2 separate regions of the Homo sapiens genome follow, and region 2 is linked to region 1. A link is a loop called in an ENCODE intact Hi-C map of the cell type or tissue named here. Cell type or tissue: Panc1. All regions are shown on one strand.

Region 1 (8,000 bases):
TGTGGAGGCTGCCTTTCTGTAGCTAAGCCCATCTATTTATCTTCTTTGGTGCGGACCACTAAAAGGAGAAAGCTGTTTAGACACTATCTTCATTATAATGCTTGGTTTATTAAAGACTAAAAGGATACTTTGATTCCCACTGTACATATAAGTTACTCATAAGTTGGAAAATTGTGTTTCCGTGAAAGCAAATTACTGTACCTTAAATTATTTCATTAACCAGAATGCTCAGTCTTTGATGGGAAAAGGAGGATTGATATAATTTTACTTTAGTTCAGGTTTACTATGCAGAATTATTTGACATTCTTCTTTAATCCTTTGGTCCTTATTCCGCATCCTCTCTCCCTTCTCAGAGTGTGTGTTTGGTGGGGTGGGTAGGTTTGGTGGTGATATTGGTTTGGGTCATGGTTTCGGTAGATGAATAGATTTGGAATTGCATTCTTTTCAGGACTCAGCAAATTGGTGTGTATCGTTCTGGGTTTTTTCAATTGGTTCAAGTCTACTATTTCTCCACTTAAGCAGGTTGAAATATCTAATGAAACAAGCACTGCTAGAACCAAATCTGTTTATTCCTGTTGCTGAGATCCTTTCATGCCACTTTCCATGGCCCCATTTCTGGTCCAGAGGCCTGGTCTGCCATTAGAGAGAATCACAAACCAGGCCCTACACTGTGAAACCAACGAATGATCCCCAGTACTGTCATGGATGTTTCTTGAAGCCACTGGAGTCGTCCACTGTGGTCGGAGAACTCAGGGAGGGAACCTTCTGCATTGCTTCCCAGAGCAGCTGTGGGGTGACAGTAACAGGCAAACAGTGGAAATGCACACCATCCTAATACAAGGGTGGAAAGTGTTCAGTTGTGAAGAGGCATTTATGTTTACACAAACAGCCAGTTTTTCCTCACATTCAAAGTTACAGAGTTGGACAAGGCAGGCTCACGAGGTGACAAAGAAAAATTTAACTAATCAGGCAGGCTATCCCCAAGTGTTCCAATGGCATGGATGATTCTGCCAAAGGGACTAACTGATGAACAGGTAGCTGGGTGAGGAGACTGCAGATCTTTGTCATCCCAAGCAGATGAAGGTTCCCCACTTGATCAGAGGCAGTGATTGAATTCCCATTTGGGGATCCCACAAAGAAATGGATTGACATTGTCAAGCAATTAATCCAAGGTGAAGTACGATTTAAAAAAATTGGGAAATGAATAAATGCAGTCCCAAGCAATCTACCTGTGTGACACTGATGCAGGAAAATTGCCTTTGAAGAGGTTGGCAGTTGTCTTTGGTCCTTTAGCAAATCCTTCCACGATAACTCTGAAATGAATAGAAGGAGCAGAATTGGATTAAACAATTTTAAATTTTACTTTCACAAAACATAAACAAGGTTTAAAATTTTGAAATTCACAGAATCGCCTCGAATGTCACAAACCTTATGAAGCACCAAGGAGCTAATCCCTCTTATCTTTAAGACTGGGATCAAGGATTTTTTTCCACTCTGTAGGAGCTCCTGAGAACCAACTTTTGCAAAAGAGTCAAGTTGCCAAGCCAGAGCTGGCAGAAGAGTTGCTCCATAAAGTGAGAACAGAATGGAATGCACTCTCACCTTTGAGTTCAAGTGCATGTTGAGATTTTTATCTGAAATGAATTCTGATTAATATCACCTTGGACTAAAGGAGAAAAACATTCAAGCATGTGTTTATACTTGTTGACATGAATAAAAGATACACCTTAAATCTGAGTCATAATACTAGAATAAAAGATGATTATGAAATGCATACCACTGATATAGTCTCACCAAGAAAGTCAACATTCAAATTCCCTAAGACATAGAGAAATTTGTTTCAATAACTTGTCCAATCACTCTTTAGCCATAAGACCAAACTATGGTCCCTACCCATACCACTTTGTTCTTTTGAGTTATTGTCTGTTTCTCACTCTAATTAATCACTTCCCAATCATATTTAAGGAGAAAAAGAAATGGACATACCTTTCAGGGATGCTTTAAAAGCTTCATTATTGTTACTGAGAGAGGACAGCAGGTTGAATTCCATGTTCTGAGGAGAACATTGCATCCATGACAATGTCACACACACACGAGAGCATGAAGCACACCCAGGTAATCAGATGGTGATGCATAGTCCTGCAATCAGCTCTCCTTATTGACCCCGAAGCCTTGCCTTCAGCCAAGTTAGATCTTTCAGTGGAAATAAGATGGAATTATTTCAAAATAAGATGGAAATAATTTGGAAGTTGGCTGGGTAAGACCTGTTGACATGGAAAAGCAGGTTTTTTCCATTTTTCCACTCTCAACTCTATACCCCCTAGATAGACACTCTTATATTTCCTATTTCACCTTCCACAATTTCTTGTCAAAGATTACTTTAAAGTGTACAAAACAATGATATCTAAAGGCTTCCCATCTCACTTAGAGTAAAAACAAAGTCTCTATAATCCCTCATCACCAGGCCACCAGCCAACCACTCACCCAATGTCTTAATTCCTTCTCCAGCCTCCTCCAGGCACACTGGCTTACCTGTGAGTCCTTGAACATTCTGGGCACATTTCTGTTTCAGGGCCTTTGCACTTGCTCTTCCCTCCATCTGGACTGCCCTTCAGTGCCTACATGGCAAAGTCAAGTCTTAATTGTCCCTCTTCGATAGAGACTTCCAGATCTATCCTATCTAAAATTTCAACCTCTCCCACCTGCCAAACAATTTCTATCCTCTTTCCTAACATATCATATAATTAACTTTTCCAATCTCATTTATTGCCTGTCTCTCCACTCGAATATAAGCTCCATGAGGACAGTATTTTATACACTGCTGTATCCTTTGTGCCTGGAACAATTCCTGGCATGTAGTAATGGCCCAATAAATACTAACTGAATGAGTGCATAAATAAATGAATGAATATCAGTGATTCACTAAACCCACCTCTCCTTCATTCACACAAAAGCCAGGTCCTTTCACAGGGCACTTCCAGCATTGCCACCATGATCTTAATTGCAAATAGTTACTAGCTGTTACCAGGCTCCAAGCATTGTATGAAACACCTTACATACACTATCTTATCTTCACAAGCAACTCCTGAGCTGAGTGTAATCATCCCCAGTTTACGATGAATAAATGATGAGCCAGAGAGATCAAGTAACCTGCCCACATTGGCTTGCTAGTATGTGGTAGAGCTCAAATGAAAGTCAAAGTTAAAGTTTGTCTAACACATGAGGTCTTAACCAGGGATGATTTTGCCCCCAAGGATGCATGTGGCAATGTCTGGAGACATTTTTTGTTGTCATAACTGAGGGTTGCTACTGAATTCTAGTGGACAGATAGCGGGGATACTGCTAAACATTACTACAATACGTACGACAGCCTCCCATAACAAAGAATTATCCTGCACAAAAGGTCAATTGTGCTGAGGTTGAGAAACCCTGGTCTAACTCCATAAACTGTTTTTAGTCCCATTGCAGTTTTGCTCGATTAGCTGCTAGCGGCAGTGCAAACTGCACCAACCCTTTTATAAAGCAGTATGACAATATTTCTTGAGAGTGTTGAATGTTTTCATACCTTTTGACTCTGCAATTCTACTTCTGTAAATCTAGCCTAAGGAAATAATCTGAAATGTGGAAAATGCCCCCAAATATTGATCATGACATTATCTGTAATACTAAAAAATTAGAAACCAGTTAATGTCTGGTAATAAAGAGATCATTAAGTAAATTCTGGAATATCCACTTGCTGGAACATTAAGCAGCCATTAAAATGATATTTATTAAGAATTCATAATAACATGAGAAAATGCTTACATAGAAATGTTAAATTTTAAAAATTGTTTTCAAAAGTATGTAAGCAGTATGACCATTAAATAACTGACAAAAATTATGCATATAAAATAAATGAAACAGAAATACATTAAAATATTAATAGTATGGTAGCACTAAGGTTGGTTAATTTCTTTCTTTTATTTTTCAGTACAGTACTTCCAAAACAATAATATAATAATAATGTAAAAAATATAGCAACAATGTATTCATTTTATACAGGAGAAAATATCATTTAAGAGATCGGGGTTTTTTCTCTTAAAAAAACGTATTTTTGTTTTAGTCTCTCTAAAACAAAAAGACTGGACCTGATGGAGTTCGAGGTTACAGTGCGCTATGATCACACCATTGCACTGCAGCCTGGGCAATCTTGGATGAGGCTTTGATAGCTAGTGTCATAACTTTTGTGGGCTGAGCCTCAAGTTTTGTTGAGATAAGAGCGTCTGGAAAGTGGGTGAAGGATGAGAACCAAGGACTGGGCAACAGAGCAAAACCCCTGTCTGTGAAAAAAAGAATAGTAAATACAGCAACTGTGGTGGTGGATTTGCCTCTTATATGGATTAATTAACTGTTTATTTCATGTTTATTATTCCTCCTAAGTAACTGTCTTTGTTACAGGAAGCGAGAAATGCTTAGTTATGTAGTAGTAGCTGGAACTAGCTCCATCTTTGCCAGTTTATAGCTATCAAAAACATGTTACTCACTCATCTTAAGTGTTATCCTAATATTTGAAAAAGGTTTGATTCTATTAGGGCAAAGAATTCTCACACTTACAACCAGGACTGCCATCAATGCAGTTGGGGTTTGGGACGCAGAGGGACACGTGAAAGGTGGGTGCCATGGTCAACCTCCTTCACATGGGCATCCAAAACAGGGAGCCACAAGTCTAGGACTAAGAGTCCTAGACTCTTAGGGCTCTGGATTCCAACAGGCCTTGGATCGAGTCACAGCTGCACACCCACCACCATGTCTTTGAGTGAAATCTTAACCCCTTTGTGTCCTCTCTGAACTCAAAGTCCATGTTTAAAACTGCTGTGAAATGTTGTTAATGCTTGCAAGACTCCTTGCTCTTTGCACACTGTGACCTGGGACCATTCACTTGCAGGAACCTGCCCCCACAACTAGCCAAGTCCTTGGTTCTCATCCTTCACCCACTTTCCAGACGCTTTTATCTCAACAAAACTTGAGGCTTAGCCCACAAAAGTTATGACACTAGCTATCAAAGCCTCATCCAAGATGTTCTATCTTTGGACTTGGTTTTAAATTAAACCTGCCTTCACCCTCTGGACTAATAGAGATAAGGTTGGCTTTCCGGTCAGCCGTGGACTGCAGGCTAGAATGAGGAAGGACCACAAAAAGCAGCTGCAGAGACAGCATCTTCACTCATTCAGACACTATTTGGGCAATGAAAGAACAGAGAACTCGGTTATTTAATTAACCCTCCGAGTCTCTGGAATGTAAACATTTTCTTTTGTAAAGCTCTGAGACCTCTCTTGTTTCCAACCAGCAGGCCTTTATTTCTGCCTCTCCTTCTGTTTCTCTGCTCTTGACCCTCTTGTAATACATTGTTGGATGACTTGTTTGCACAGAGGGACAGGCTTATTTCCCACCCCCCTCCCAAATTCTTGAGGCATTAGAAATTTTCTCCCTTATCAATTTTCCACGGACTGGCCCTCTATTCCCTAATGGTGCTGGATTGGCACACACCACAGACACCGGCTCTGAAACAAAAGAAAAAGCAAGAAGATAGAGATGCACACAGCCAGCCTCCCTGTCTATTCCCAGTGTGTCCCACTGACAATGCTGTGTGGAAGGGAAATTGTTCTATCAGCGACTGTGTTAGATTCATGACCCCACCACAACCTTGAATTGGCCTTTAGTTGTCGCTGATGGGAACTGAAGAACAGCGCCTGTCGACATGATTGCTACTCTCCAATGAATCAGAACATACAGGGCGAGGAGCAGCACATTAAAGTAGCAACAGAAATATATCACTGTACTTTTATATAGATGTATTGCTTTTGCCCAGGCATATAAATGATTGGGCCAGCCACTTAATTTTTTTCAGGGACTATAAATTAAAAATAAGCTAAGGGTTTTAAAATTATGTTCTTTTTTAAAAACCAAGGTAGCTATTTTAAGGCAACAGTCAAATATTTAAAGATCATCTTATGTGGATATTTCAGCGACTGTCATTGGGAGGAAAATCAGCCCTTGCCGCCTGCACTCCGGTTACTTAACACATGGGCGCTGATTTATCATGGGTTGTCATTTGCTAATTGATCTTTTTTTAAAAGTAAATGTTCCCCATGTTTACTTCTCTGCCTGCTTACTGAAGAAAGTATAGTTCACAGATTTAAGTTGTGATTTAAATAGACAGCAAACATATTTACCAGCCTAGAGCAAGATGCTGGAAGAGTCAAGGTGTTCAGAGAAAGCTGAGAGCAGGGATCAATGATTCTGAAATTGGGAGGTGATAGGGCCCCATTGAGAATAGGCTGGAGCTCATGGAACCTCTCTCCAGGAGCACACGTGAATGCTTGCACTTCACAGCAAAATTTTTCCTTTTGCTTCAAGGACTCACAAACTCTCTGAAGCCCCTCCCTGGAGCCCCTGTTTTTGAGGTTATCTTGTAAAACTATAAATTTGTGACACACTGGGATGCGGTGATCAGCTGTGATGTATGTCTCAAGTAACTGCTTACTAATAACAGGTCAAATATAGCTGTTTGCAAATGATTTGCTTTTAGAAGTATACACATCTGAGAAGATTCAAAGGTTTACCAATAACAGCATTACTCTCACGTAGTCACCATAGCCAATAAGACCTACATGATCTAGCCCCTGCCTATCTCCCTGATATTACCTCTCACCACTTTTCTCCTCACTCTACAAGATTCAGTCACATGGCCTCCTTTCTGATTTTCAGCCCACTGAGTTACTTCCTGCCTTGGGGTATCTGCAGTGCTGGGCAATGTTCTAGGCACAGACCGAACAAGACCACAAGATCTGTCTTTTGTGGATCTTACATTCTGTGGAGGGAAACAGCCAATAGGCATATGATCAAATCCCTAAGTTTGATCATTTCAAGTGTTTTGAAGCAATTAAAATGGAATGAGGAGGGGCTAGAGTGTGACCGATGCATGGCCAGGTAAGGCCTCTTTGGAGAGATTGTAGCTGAGATTTTAACTGAGATGGAGAAGTGAGAAATAGCTGCAAGTCAAAGGGAAATATTTGTGGGCAAATCCAGTAGTAAGTGCAAATACCCTGAGGCTAGAAAGAACTTGGTGGGTTGAAAGGTCATCAAGTAGGTCATTTGACATCTGATATGCTCTCTCAGGGAGAAAATTAAATTATCCATGCTGCTGCCCAAATGATTGATATGCTATGAGCAGTGATGGTGACTACAAATTAAGTGTTTTTTTCTCTGCAATAATTTTGACTTTTTGTCAAATACTTGATATGCAAATTGAAGTCATTTAAGACCTAATTAGAGATGGGGGGAGCAGGAAGTCCAGAGAGGTAAGGTAGTTTACCCAAGGTCACACAGCTTTGTTATTAAATTAGTTTAGTGGACAGACCAAAGGAAAGCCCTGGCCTCTGCATTTGCAGGGTGGTATCCTTGCAACACTTTGCCTCCCTATTATTTTCATGTAATTTAACAAAGATCATTTTGTCTTGAAAACTAGTCTGGTGTCTGGTTCCATATGCTGTTATGGTCCAGAGACACACTATCATTACACGGTTTTCAGCTTTTACAAAGTTTTGTTAAATATCTAGCTCAGGATTCCTGATTTCTCCAGAGGTTGATGAAGCCAGTGGTGAGCTAAAAATCTCTCACCTCTAAAGAAAACCAAGTATCACTGTCTCCTCTGGGCTGAACATTGAGATCTGTGAGACTCTAATAAGTTCTGGGTCCTTACCTGCCTCTGGTGGAGCCTGTGGTTAGGACAGATAGACTCCTAGCTTTGTATGCCTATGTCAAGAAGGCTAACATTGGCACCCCCCATACCACTTTCCATGCGTCCCAGTGGCCCCCAAACAACAAGTGAATTGATAGCAGTCTTGATTTTAACTAAGTGTAGGAAGTCTTTGATCTGATGGAACCAATGTTTCTAAAATATTAGAAAAAAAATTGGAGACGAGTGAGTGAAATATTTTCAGTAGCTGTAAATTGGCAAA
Region 2 (8,000 bases), 550 kb after region 1:
CAACATCTCATAGAGTTTTAGGCAGACAGACACTGAGCAAGATTCAGAACTAGTATTCTCTTCCAATGACCAAGTATTCCTGGGTCAAACTCATTATGCAATGGCTTTCTCTTGCCGTAGGGTCACATTCTCATTCCCCATGCATGTCCACCCAAATTTATCAGCCATGCTCAAATTGCAATTTAGGTTTAAGTGGGGACCTCTACTATAATACAGAAAGCCGAGGCAATAATATAAATTGCTAAATACAATGTAGAAATGAGGAAACACTAGGATGTCAGCTCCATAAGAGTAAAGATTTTTTATCTGTTTTGTTCTTTGTAAAGCAACAGCTCCTAAAACACTGCCCTCAATAACCCTTGGCAGTTGAATGAATGAATTCTGGTTCCATATGGCAAACCATTCACAGAAACAAAAGCCTGCTGTCCTACCTACACATTGCAAAGGCAGCTTAGCCCAGGTGAATGGGGCAAAGAAACACTTTCACCAGGTCTGTCTACACAATTGGTTTTCCCGTCTTTTCTAACATCAGCCCAGCGAGTTCTCCTTGCCGGAGGCTTTGCTCATCTCAGTGAGCAGAGTAAGACCAGCTCCTCTCCTGCCCAGGCAGGGCTCGCTGCTGCCGCCTGCTGAAGCTTGTGCAACCTCCCTCAAAGTACTGATTCATAAGCCTTTTCATCGCAGACCTTTTGAGAAGCCAGTGAAAATCTCAGCTCTTTCCCAGAAAAAATAAATTGCACGATGCACAAACATACACTTTGTACACTATTTCAAGAGATTAAAGAGGTCCCTGGAGGCCCACCATATCACACTAATGGTAGAATTTGAAGCAAACCAATCTAAAAAACAGGGAATTGTTTTCTTTTTTGTTCGATTAAAGAAATGTTCCATATGCACCCAAAAAAAAAAAAAAAAAAAAAGAGAGAGAGAGAGAAATGTGTAATCAACCAGCATGGACCTAACAGCCATCAACATTCTGCCATTCTCATTTCATCCATTCCCCTCAACTTTTAAAATTTTTATTTATGATAGAATGTCTTACAACAAATCTAAGATAGCTTTTAATTTTATCTGTAAATACTACAATGTTTCCAACTTATCAGGACTTTTTTTTTAACATTACCATTGAACCATTATTGGACCCAACAAAATTAATAGGACTTCCTTAATGTCATCAGATAGCCAAGCTGTTTTATATTTCTCCTGATTATCTCAAAAATAACTTTTTTACAGTACTGTAGTTGGTTCAAATTTGGATCCAGGACCAGACATTGAATTAGGTTGATATATTTGCTAAGATAGGAATTAGTTTATACTGCGTGAGTGGAAACCACAAACTGGTTATTTTATGAAGGTGGAGGAAAGAGGGAAGGTGTGTGTTGGGGGAAGGATGGGGAGTAAGTTAATGAAAAGTATCAAAAAATTTGAAAATTGGGGACGTTTTAGAATTCTTATTTGATCTATTCATTTCATAAAAATGACATTGATGCAAGTTCAGTCTTGAGCCCAATGGCCAGATAAAACTATACCCAGGAGATCAGAGGGAACATTCCTCCTCTGAATCTGATTGTGGATAAATTGTATGTAGCTTACCTAGCATTTACATTTGATTTTATTCCCTTCCTCTTCTTTGGCTAGGATAAAGAATTATCAGCTAAGTTAAATAGAAGACCCAGAATTCTCAGATATAGTTCATCTTGTTCTGTGGGGACCATGCTAGACTTATTAGGATCCTATTCACCTTTTGATATAGTAAACCCAAATATAATGGGATTACCTGCTGTCTTCCTGGTGTATCCAGCGCTGATGACTACCATCAGATTTCTTCTCCACCAAAACCACCTCCATGCCTGATCGGAGATTGGGACCTTGAACCCCCAAGACTAGCTGAGGAGCAGCATGGCTTATAATCTGCCCATCTCTGTATTCGAACTGCTGATGACAATGCTTGTGCAATTTACTATGCTTTGGTGAACAGCTGAGATAAAGAAATCTCTATTAGTGGCAGAAAAATGTCCCATGCACTTGATCATGCACTTGATGTGCTGGAGATTATAAGTTCTGTTGGTGAGAGCTCCAACGTGAAACACGTTAACTTGAAATGATAGACCATATCATTAGAATGACGGCAATGCTACCAGCACTGCACTTCTAAGCTGACATAAGAAGTAGAATTCTGAGCTTATTTTGTAACATAAATAAATGTTTACCAGGAGAATATTTGAAAAATTCGTTAGCAAAGAAAAAAGAACTTCAGTTGACAAGGTAATTTAAAGAGGAAAAAGTAAAATTTAAAATTAAGTAAGAGAATGGGGGCAGGGGCATGTAGAATAAAAACAGAGAAATAAAGGAATTCTATTCAAACTATGATTGTTTCTTTCCTCTATCTACAGTATCCCTGGAAACAGAACACCATTCTCCAAGTTTTTAACTCACCTCTAACAAGTCATAGCATATCATAAAATAATGATGCACTAATAATTTAAATGACTGTCTTAAGGACCTTACATTAAGCAGAAGTAACATATTACATATCACAACACATTGTCAATTAAATTAATCTATAAACATCTATTAAGCCCCTACTACGTGCATGGCCTAGTGCTAAATGTTGAAGTGTCAAAAATGTTTAATTCATGTGTTCCAGTGACTGCTGTAATGTCAAGTAAATGTCTAAAGATTATGAAATAATACAAAGTACTATATATTCCTGTCATTTCATTGGACATTGACAAAAAACATTAAACTAAAAAGGAAGAAACTGCATTTTCTTAATTTCTTAAAAACATTAGGGCATCTTAAATGCTTATTCAGAAGTTCACTCACACATTCATTCAACAAATATATAGGCTCTGTGCTAAGTTGTCAGGAGGCAAAGGTGGATAAGCATACTGTTTAATAGAAAAAAACACACAAATGAGTAAGATATTATACACTGAACAAAATAAACCAAAGAGTAAAGGACCTTCCCGCAAAATTTTGTAAATATTTTAATCAAAAACATAAGACAAAAATGTGCATGTTGATAGAAACAGCAGCTAACAGCAGTGAAAACTCTTGGGAATATATGTGTCCCAAGGTGAGAAAACTAACACTAGACAGAAATCTTTAAGAGGAATCCTTTGCAACTTTTTACCTGTGTTTCTTCTGTGGTTCCACATTTTCAAAGAGCCCTTTTTCCGTTTTCTTTGGAAGACTGTCATCCTCATCAAAGTCATGTGAAGTTTCCTGCCAGGCATACCTGGGAAGTGTGTGACAAGCCTTCATTCGAAGATGAGCTCTTACGTGTGAATCTCTATCAAGGTTCAGAAGCAAACATAAGTCTAAGAAATCTCATTCGTGTTCACAGAATTTTTTTCTGAGGTGTAGTCTGATCATATTCCACAGGATGTTGGTGGATCTATAAATCTTATTTCCATAAGGGTGCCTAATACTGGAAATTCACATCTCACTAATACATCATTTAGATCTTTTAATATAAGGCTACAAATAAAATTCCTCAATCACATAATAAACAGCATTCATCTTTGTCATGTTTACTCAGAAAAAAATGGGACTATGTATTGTATTTCAAAAATCATAAAGATTGACTACTCAGTAGTTTGAGAAATTCACAATGAACATGTAATGAGACTCCCTCTCTCTACCCCATAATTGGGTCATAATTCTGACTGGAACAGTACAGCCTAGATTACCCGGTTTTGTAAAGTTTACTCATTAGACAAGGTTAAGAAACCTTAACTTTTCCAAGATTTCTCCACAGAGAAATCTAGAGAAACTCAAATAGCATCTGCACATATGAGCCAGCTTTTGATAGAGAATAATATACTAAACAGAGTAAATAGTCATAGTTTGAATAATTGAGTCAGCCTTCTGGCTTCTTACTAAAATGAAGATATAAAGGGGATCAGTAGCCGCCATATAGATCTGTATATATAAAGTTCCAGGCCACTGTTGAGAGCACATTTGCCTTCAGTGGGATTGTGATATGAGGACTGCTTGACTGAGGAAGGATAAATATACAGGCAAAGCAGCAAGCCTATTTCAGCACTCTAAGTATGCGTACCTGTAAATAAAGTTCTCTGGGACAGACTGATCACCAAGGTGCTTGTCATAATTTGATGTAACTACAAGCATTATTAAATTACCAAAATCTTCAGGGACAATTCCTGTGCTAGCAGAGCTGACCGTACTCTTTTCAAATGTAATAGAAGTATTACATGTGGATATGAAACTGGTGGGTAATCACTGCCTCATTCAGAACTACAGGCAGCACAAGCGGCTTCTGAAGGCAAACCTCTCCCTTTACAGTTAAAAAAAACAACAGCGCCATCTTGTGTTAAAAATAAAACGCACAGCTTTCTCATCAATTCCATTTCTTTGGGGAAAAGGAAAAAAAAAAAAGTCATTCTTAGTTTTAACAAAGTTAGCAGGATGCAAACAAGATTCTTCACCCAAATCCAGATGTTTAACTTTCTTACTCAGAATTTCTCTATCAGCTCTTGAACTTCCTGGCAAATGAGGTATAGTCAAGTCAGTTTTAGAACAGTCATTTTTCAGTCCATCTTGCTTTATTAATTTGTTCATTCATAGAACAAACCATTCGTTAGTTATTCACTCCTTTAATCAATATTTATTGAACATCTACAAGACAGGTAAGTTATCAGTGCTCACGGAGTTTACATTCTAGTGGGAAGAGGAGAGATTAAATAGACAAGTAAATGAATAAACAAGATAAATGCCATAAGTTGAATAAAATAGGATATTGTAATGGAAATTGACTGGGATGGGGTAAGGTTTACGTTAGCAATGGAGTCAAAGAAGGTTTCTCTGAGAGGTGATGTTTGAATTGAGACAAAGACAATAGAAAGGGGCCAGCCATGTAAGGATCTAGAGGGAGAGCATTCCAAGCAGAGAAAAGAACAAATGAAAAGGCTATGAAGCAAGATTATGGTTAGCCCACTTGAAGAACAGAAAGACAGTGGTGTGACAGGTATGCAGTGAGTGAGGGGATGGTAGTTCTAGACAAGGCTGAAGAGGTGGGCAGGTACCTGTGATTCAGTGAGGAAATGAGAAAGTTTCCCCCACTCTCTGTGTTCCAAAAATCTTTTTTTCCTGCAAAGCACAGAGTAGGCAAGTGCTACTAGAATTTCTTTTCCATTTTTCTTATTGTTTGTGCCGGACACCTTTATGATAAAAAAGCAATCAAAAAGGATCCTTCTAGATTGATGTTCTAGCTGCTGGCTTTATGCATGTCCCTCCTTAAATCATCCCATTTTTCAAATATGCAAAAAACTCCAAACAAGCACATTTAAGAAAGTCTGGGAAAAATCTTACAGTGACTTCCTGATATTAGATGATTTAGGATTATTTCAGGATCATGTCATCAGAAATGGTTCAAATGACTAGTGACAGCCTGGAAAATAGATAACCCTGTATATTAAAAAATATTTCCAATAGTTTAAGGGCTGCCAAGTAGAAGAGGTATAGGGCATAGTACAGAGAAACATATGGAATAATAAGATGGAGATGGTCTAAATAATTATTTAAATGTTAGAATGGGCCTCCTTGAAAACAGTGATCTCTCTGTTATTAGGAGTATTCAAGAAGAGGCTTGAGCAAAAGAGCCTGCTTGGAATATGCAGTAGATGCCTGCATTGTACTCTGAGAGAACCCAATCACTTTTAACCTCAAGGACTCCAGGCCTTCATGAAATCTCTGATTCAGAACAATGACGATCTTTGCTCTCAAAAATGTTTCTTTTTTCTTACTTTCTGTTTATTTTTTTCCAAGTGCAGACTAAGAGGCTAGATGACACATTCTTTAGAAGGGGATGTGAAAGTTCGTGGTCAATTCCCTGACTGTTGAGAAAGATGCCATCTAGGACCAATCATTCTCTCTGAAAAATGCCTTCTGGTGCCTTTGTTAGTGTCAGTCATAGGACCAACTGAATCACCCATCCAAATGAGGAAGTTTGGTTCCTAAAATAAACGTTCATATTCTTATAATTGAGGATAGAAACAATTAATAACAATGATATATAAATTAGTTTCACAATTATTGCAGAGGTAATTGGCCAGGTATTTTTGGTTTTATAATTTGGAAACACATTCAATCTTTCATTCATTTATTCAGTAAATGATAATTAGAACCCATGTGACAGAATCTTTGCCCTCAACGTTCCCAGGCTGGTAGAGGGAGGGGTAGGCAAGGGGGAGAGGGACTGACAAGCACATTGCCACGTACAGTCATTGCTGTAATTGACTTCAATGCTAAAGTATCATTCTACAGATAAGTACGGGGCAAGTAAAGGCACTGCAGTGGAGAGAAATTCATATGTGGCTCAGAGGTCTGCAACAGAACATAAACAGAATGTGCAATATGCAGGCGACAGCTTGTCGTTGCTGAGCTGGAGGTTGGAATTCATGTGGCAGAAAGAGACAGTGGGCATGGGAATGCAAATGAGGGTCAATGACAGGCATGAACCAGGGTCAGAAGGCCTTGGGATTCCAGATGAATAGGTTTTTCTGTCTGCAATAGGTACCCTTAAAAAACTATGTGAAAAGGATTGTACATTAGAAAGTTAATTGTCTACAGTTTAACTTAGAGGGGAATTGGAAGGAAGATATTACGGCAATAGAGAGAAATCAGAAAGCTATTTCAATGATCCAGAAAGATAACTGTATATTAACATGTGTCAACTTGAACTTAGGGAAGAAGTTTAATTTATCCTGAAGTCAATGATTATGGAAACAAAATTTGATGAATTCCTCAAATAAATGCCTACTATCCTAAAATTCTAGCCTCTTAAAAATAATAACATTGTAACAATATTACTGAAAATAGATCACTGTGATGGTTGAACATCGAAGCTGTAGTTGTATCATTTTGCCGGAAAACTAATTAAATACTAGCTCTTCAGCTGCCATTAGTTTCACAAACTTGGCATGAGCTCCCTGCATGGGCTCTGTGCTGTTATCGGGCTAATGAGCTGAGTTCAAAAAGCAGCCAGGTAGCTTTTCAGGCTACACTGATTACTTACAGAATTTCACTGGAAGCATTTTCCGTTGTTAGAGGATCTTCTTGCATTTGCTTTTCTTCCGGTTCTGTAACTTGCTTCTCTTCTCCAAAAATTGCTACAGGTTTATGCACAGCAAGCTTGCTTCCAGATACAATGTCACTTTGGACTTCTAAAACAAGAGCTGAGCAGAAATTCACAAATTGCAAAGACATATTACTTACAATTGCAGAGCATCAGGAATTTAAAAACACACACTAAAATACAAATGCAAAATAATTCCATCTATTTGGTCTATTCATAGGTTACTTATTAAACTCAGTTGAATTTAATTTTAATTTTTATAGATTCTTTACTCTCAAGATATTCTTAGTCAAAAATACTAAAAATTGGTCTTTCCAAAGATCAGTTAATTATCATATATCGTAATTATTCAAATGGGCTACATTATTTAGATATATGTTTCTAGATCATTCTCTGGGATCCAAAACTCATCAGTGGAAGTCCCAGTCCCAGTCCCAGAGAAAGCCTTGAATGACACATGCAAAGTTTTACTACACGGTGTTCAATATATATAATAGGGCAATGTTTTAAATTATACTAATTTTTTTTCTTTTTCTTTTCTCTATATGGACTTTTGTCCTGGTTCCTGGAGAAAACTTAATGGAAGGAGGAAGATCATGAGGAAATTAGAACTTTTATAAAAGAAAAGCAAAAGTCCAAAGATAGTTTTTGACATTCAAACAGCATACTGCCATCGAACGTGGAAGTCAGGATGACACAGTCATGATCTATGGTTTCTCCAAAAGCCTGTAGCTCCCACTTACTGTATCAAGAGTTTAACTTCAGGATTGACCTGGAGAAAAACCATCACTCCTGGGCCAGAGGGGATCTGGGGCACAAGACAGAGAAAGCCAGAAAACTAGCACAGCATGTCTTGATTCTCTCTACAGGCTTCACTTTGGGTATCTTAGTTAAACTG

What was found. A loop is a pair of places that touch in the nucleus more often than their neighbours do. Peaks named below come from ENCODE experiments on the same cell type or tissue, not always from the same donor. Only the 100,000 strongest peaks of a DNase experiment are listed, where the experiment ranks them.
Region 2: a loop joins it to region 1, with 4 times the contacts of the local background. A loop is called at or near these places in 6 of 110 quality-filtered maps.

The regions. Positions count from the first base shown.
Region 1 is chr11:30,359,259-30,367,258 of GRCh38, forward strand. It overlaps LOC102723403 (a long non-coding RNA gene), which reads right to left and starts at 3,923. Exons shown (of 4, transcript XR_001748162.1): 1 at 2,533-3,923; 2 at 1,987-2,193; 3 at 1,230-1,313. In Panc1, no CTCF peak of the experiment used is centred here; no DNase peak of the experiment used is centred here.
Region 2 is chr11:30,913,734-30,921,733 of GRCh38, forward strand. It overlaps DCDC1 (doublecortin domain containing 1), which reads right to left. Exons shown (of 39, transcript NM_001387274.1): 25 at 7,043-7,202; 26 at 3,137-3,295; 27 at 1,778-1,978. LOC105376611 (a long non-coding RNA gene) reads left to right here. Exons shown (of 5, transcript XR_007062642.1): 5 at 7,674-8,000. Among named protein-coding and RNA genes, the nearest start is that of LINC02859, 180 kb to the left of the region's middle. In Panc1, CTCF peaks have their summits at 639, 838, 4,372 (motif pointing left) and 4,571; a DNase peak (open chromatin) is centred at 4,323.